Regions from separate parts of the Homo sapiens genome. Here region 1 is linked to region 2. The links are chromatin contacts, found by Hi-C or POLR2A ChIA-PET in ENCODE. All regions are on one chromosome and are shown on one strand. The core of a region is the stretch at or near the end of the contact, and the rest is flanking DNA. Distances in the headings are between cores, read along the strand shown. Region 1 has its middle 43 kb from the start of PLCL2. Region 2 has its middle 26 kb from the start of PLCL2UT.

Region 1 (2,700 bases), core at 171-2,670, 140 kb before region 2:
ATGATTCAAACTTTAAATGAATTAAACCCCTAATAGAATAAAGAGGCCAACCCAGGGCAATTTCAAGCCTACCCAGCAAAACCCCAACTTCCCTCAAGGGGCAACCCTTCCTGCTCCCTAAGTGGAGTGCGTGGAATGTGCCTTCTCTTAGGAATATCCTTTCCCACTTCTCCACCTGGCTGACTCCTTCTTAGACATCATTTAGGACTTTGCTACTTGAAATGTGGACCTTGGACCAGCAGCATTGGCATTACTTGGGAGCTTGTTAAAAACGCAAAATCTCAGGCTCCACCCAACCCTGCTGAATCAGAACCTGCATTTTAACACGATCCCCAAGTGCTTTTTGCATCCGTTACAATCGGAGACGCACCAAAGTAAGACATAGCTCAGATATTATCACTTCCTTGAACCCCTGGCTTCGGTGAGGTTCTTCTCCAGGGAGTGCCCACAGTGCCCTGGTCTTGGGCCCACCACAGCACTCACCACACTGAAATGTGTTTGTTGGTTCTCTGTCTCCTACCTGGATGGGCAGCAAAGGTGTCTTATTTATCTTGGCTTCTCCAGTGCCTATAACAATACTGAGTAAACATCAGTTGAAGGAACGAATGAGTGGCTCTGAAGAAAGGTGAAAGCACTCTGGAAAATTAGCATTATGTTGCTAGGAGCCCATCTGGAACCTAATACTTGACATTTCTCTCTCTCAGCTGCTCCAGCTGCCCCCTGCATACATGAACGATTTCTCTAAATGCACCTAACTTCAGCCTTCAGGCCTGAGCCAGCGTTTAGGGTTCTCTGAGTCTTCTGCTTTTAAGCCACCTCATCACGGAACCCAGTAGGAAAACCCCAACAAACAAGGGCGGGCCCTCTGCTGCTTGGCACAGCCACCTCAACAAAAGCTGGGCACTTCCTGTAAGGCCCAACCCTGGGCCTGGCATCCCATCCTGCAGGGGGATCGCCCCTCTCCCTACTTCTGCTCACCACCTCCGGCACTTCCCCCGGTTACTTGGGTTGCTGCAGGAGCTGGGAGCACACCTTGCAGCTGCGGCAGCTTCAGAAGCTCAGATTTAACAAATGCTGGGCCGGCCTCAAAGTTAACTTCAGTTCAGTTTTCAAAGATCCTGCAAACAGCAGAAGGAGACCAGCCTGCTTCTTGTTTCTTGTCAAAGAGCGCTGTTCCCTAATTAGCCTCTCATGCTAACTTGGGGGAGCATCTCTATTCTTAGATAATACAGAAAACTGGTTTTACCCCTTAATAGTGTCTTTCTTTCTTTTGTAAATAGTTTTTTAATAAACATTTTGGTAGCTACATGAGGTTGGGTAATGCCCAAGGCTTTACCAACCTCATTGTGATATTTTTTTCACTTGTAACATATGTGACCACAGATGCTGCCACAGGCGTCACGTGGCCCCCTCACTGTAGCTGGGAGGGGACACACCTCCCATTTCCCTCTGACCACTGGGCTTTGTCTTTTCTCTCTCCTGTCTAAATTACTGAGCTGTCAGATCTAAAAGGACTGTAAAGAATAGAGATGTCATTGCCCTCTTATTTTAAAAAATTAGTAAAACAAATTGCTTTAAGTTTTCTAAACTTTTCAAAGCATTTTTAATGCAATACGTCTACATGCTAATTGTAGAAAATGTGGAAAAGCCAGAAAAGCATAAATTACCCATAATGCTACAATACAGAGAAAAATCACTCAACATCTCGGTAAATTTCTCACTAAACTTCATGTATCCAGAATAATGCATGTGAATGACTAGCGATGGAGCTGTCCTCCACCTTCCAGCCCCCACTGATACTTCAGGAACTTGGTAATAATACAAACCTGCACTTTATGCAGTTTGGAGTTTTATTCCTACTTACAAGATTATGAGTGGGTTTATTGTACTTCTATAGTTGAGCTGAAACTACGGCAGTCCCTTCTCACCTGCACTTTCACTTTCCAACGTTTTAGTTATTTGCAGTCAACTGCAGTCTGAAAATAGTAAATGAAAAATTCCAGAAATAAACAATTCATAAGTTTAAAATCGTGCAATATTCTAAGGTGCTTGATGAACTCCCACGCTGTCCCACTAGGTCCTCCTGAAATGTGAAATATCCTTTTGTCCAGAATACCCACGATGTATACCACATAGTAGTTGTTTTGGTTATCAGTTTGAAAAAACAGAGAATATATAGGATTCAGTACTATTTGAGGTTTCAGGCATCTGGTGGGGGGTCTTGGAAGGCATCCCATGCAGATAAGCAGATAAGAGGGGACTACTGTGCATACAACTTTGTATACTTCCTTTTTTTTTTTTTTTTTGCTTAAAGGAATATCAAGAGAATTTGCTCATGTTAACACTTTTTTCCCCCATTTTCTAATTTGTCAAATGAGTTTAAATGAGGTGATAAAATTGTTGGAAGTTGGGAGGTTACTAATCTGTTGTAATAAGATTTAAATAAAATAATATATTTTCAAAGTGCTTAGCTTGGGGCCTGGCATATAGTAAACTCTTCATAAATGGTAGCTATGACCATAGATTATTACTAAAATCTCATTTTAATGCCAGCATATTTCATTCTAAGTAGCATATTTAACCACCCACCCTTTTATTGTTCTGAGCTTGTTTCCAATTCTCCCCATTAAAAATTGTAGCACTGCAAGGATATCTTTGAGTATAACTTTTTGTTTCCTTTACAAAATTATTATTTCTTTA
Region 2 (2,700 bases), core at 132-2,631:
GGTTTCTGCCTCAGAAGGCACACTGCAGATAATTTAGAGTCAGATTCTGGGCTTTTGAGTTTCTAAGCAGGCCTTTGAAATTCATGAGAGAAAAACAAGGGTTTTAATTTACAAAAGCTGTGTTTTCTGGGAGAGAAAACCATTTTGAGTTACAAAATTTTGGTTGGAGAATCAAAAACAAAGCTCTGAAGAAATCAGAGCATACAGTATAAGCCATCACCACTGGCTCTCCACCTGGCTGTATGATAGAACCACCTGGGGACGTTTTCTAAAAACGTCATTGCCTGGACTGGGTCTAGACCAGTTGAATGGAAATCTCTTGCTGTGGGGGCTCAGTACTGGTATTTTTAAAGTCTCCCCCCTAATACCCACACACTAGGTGATTCTCATGGGCAGTCAGTTGAGAACACTGCCCAACTCAACAGAATAGAAACTCAATAGATGACCATGCAGACTTCCCTGCTCTTTAAAACTAGGTCAGAGGTACTTGAATTATCAGGCTAGAGTCAGATTAGAGCTCCAGGCTTATATGTTGCTGTGGGCCTCTGGGAAAGGGTCCTGCTCCTTGGAGGGTGATGGAATCTTAGATAGAGTTGGTGGGGGTACCTAAAAGTGAGAAAAGTGCCTCGTTACTGAACCAAACCTGGGTCCATTGGCCCAGCACAGTAAAGACAAATATCTGTACCAAAGTTTGCAGCAAGAAAAAGGAGGGCATTTATTTGCAGGGTGCCAAGCAAGGAAAATCAGACAGCTATTGTGTGAGATCCTACTTCCCCAGTGGCTTATAAGCAAGGGTTTTTAAAGACAGGGGAACATTTTTGGAAACAGAAGTTACAGGTATGAAAAAAAAATAGAACCTTGGGACCCCGAACTCACTATACCAAAGTGCAAGTTAAGCTTAGAAGCTGAGTCACAAATACTGTCTTCCTTTGGCTCCCAGATAGCTGTAATTTCACAACCCCATGTCATAGCCTCATTTCCTCTACTCCCTCTTTCCACATTTGCTTCATCTTATGTAAAATGTAGACTCACTGAGTGTGAGAGAATGCATCATTGACTTTTTCCTCTATTCCCTCTTTTCACATGTAAAATGTAGATTTACTGAGGCTAATAAGAGCCTCACAAGAATGTGACCACCTGCCTCACTGCCTGCCTCCTTTTCTTCCCCCTGCTGCTTGCAGTTCCCCTTTTGTGAACTGAAGTTCACAAAACCCCCTTTGGAAAAAACATAAATCACAGGAGCATCTGTAATTTATGCTTTTTCCCAGGCGCATCCTCAGCTTTGGCCAAATAAACCTCTAATGGATGGAGACTTGCTTCAGTCACTTTTTGGTTTACATTTTGGTAACCACAAAGGGGCTTTCTGAGTGGAGTTGGCTCTTGGCCTGTAGCAACTCTCCTACTGGGGCCCTAGTACCAGCTGGAGCTCTTTATTGCTCTGACCTATTGGATGATTTGCTGAAGTCTGAGAGTTTCTCCCTCCAGAGATCCCTAATCACTCAAAAATTTCCAGTTGAGATCTGAAGTTTATTCCACTGCAGAACTCCTTTTCTGAGAGTTCTTACTTCTAACAAGGAAGAAGACTTTCCTGCTTCCGTGATGGCAGAGAGCAGTTTTCAGCTTGTGCCCCATCTCCAGGTAAGGAGCTGGTTTGGGGTGTCATTTGGGGATTTAGTAGCTGAAAGTCAAGGCTTACCGTCAGTTGGCTATAATTTCTCCTCATGCTCAGAAATCTCAATTTTATGCAAATTGTTTGATTGCTTTTTTGTGTTTTTTGTCTGTTTGTTTCTGTCCATCTTCCGTTAGATTTAATGAACTTCTGGCCCCCTCTAAAGCTGACTAAAATCCCTGCAGCTGTAGAAAGTCAAATTCCACCTCTAAAAACCCCAGCCACTTAAGAAAAATCAAAATTTGACTATCTGAAATGTTTCATATAAGACGACTGCCTTTCCAGGTTCTCTCTCTCATTGTGCTATTAATTTAAAGATTTTAGAGATCTCCTATTCTAAACTATTAACGAAAAGATCAGATATTTTAAAGGGAGCCTAATAGTTTCATGGCTAGCCTTAAAAATTATCTTGACTAAATTAAGAGCAAAATCTGACCGAAAATAGTTCTGGTGGTTAAAATTTCCACCACAGCTTGGGTTTGCTTCCTGATTAGGGAACAACAATGGCCATTCCACCTGGTGGCCTAATTGTTAAAACCCTCCACAGCATGGGTTTGATTCCTGGTCAGGGAACCAGCCTGTCTTGGTTTAATATTTATGTGGCTTTGGGGGTACCAATGTACTATTGATCTTTTCCCCTTCTGTGGACAGCTTTTGATTTCCTGTCTTCTGTCTGTGTTGGGGGACCCAAGGCTCTTGGGTCTTCATGTATGGACAGTAAGCTGAAAAGCTAAGACCCTAGAAAATATGGCCTGAAAGAAATGTGGGTTAGACCCTGTTTATGGCTAGTGAAAGTTTCCTTTCTCTTAGTTATTTTTGGGGTGATTCTGGATCTTGTAAAAACTACTTGTCACCTCTTTGGAGATACCTCGTGCGTGCATTTGTGGTTATAACTTCGGTTAAGGTAACTGAGAGGATATCTTTGGTAAGGATGTTCAAAAGCCAAAAATATCAGCTATTTGTCCCAGCTAAAATCTGGTAATAAGAGATTTGAAGGGATTATTTTAAAAATCTGAGTGGAATTGGCTTAC

Evidence for each region. A loop is a pair of places that touch in the nucleus more often than their neighbours do. ChIA-PET counts read pairs that join two places held with the same protein, here RNA polymerase II (POLR2A). Pooled maps may share reads with other maps.
Region 1: a pooled map shows a loop between it and region 2 (2.7-fold over the local background). The contact joins two enhancer-like sites. A Hi-C loop is called at or near these places in 2 of 50 pooled maps. POLR2A ChIA-PET finds 5 or more read pairs at or near these places in 2 of 52 experiments (PC-9 and activated CD4-positive, alpha-beta T cell).

What each region holds. Positions count from the first base shown.
Region 1 is chr3:16,840,736-16,843,435 of GRCh38, reverse strand. No RefSeq gene overlaps it. Among named protein-coding and RNA genes, the nearest start is that of PLCL2, 43 kb to the left of the region's middle. RefSeq lists an enhancer at 871-1,120. Within about 2 kb of position 1,420, at least 22 of the 41 ENCODE cell types and tissues checked have a DNase peak (open chromatin) inside an H3K27ac peak, as active enhancers do.
Region 2 is chr3:16,696,317-16,699,016 of GRCh38, reverse strand. It overlaps the pseudogene LOC124905414. Among named protein-coding and RNA genes, the nearest start is that of PLCL2UT, 26 kb to the left of the region's middle. RefSeq lists enhancers at 74-721, 1,253-1,302, 1,940-2,441. Within about 2 kb of position 1,381, at least 2 of the 41 ENCODE cell types and tissues checked have a DNase peak (open chromatin) inside an H3K27ac peak, as active enhancers do.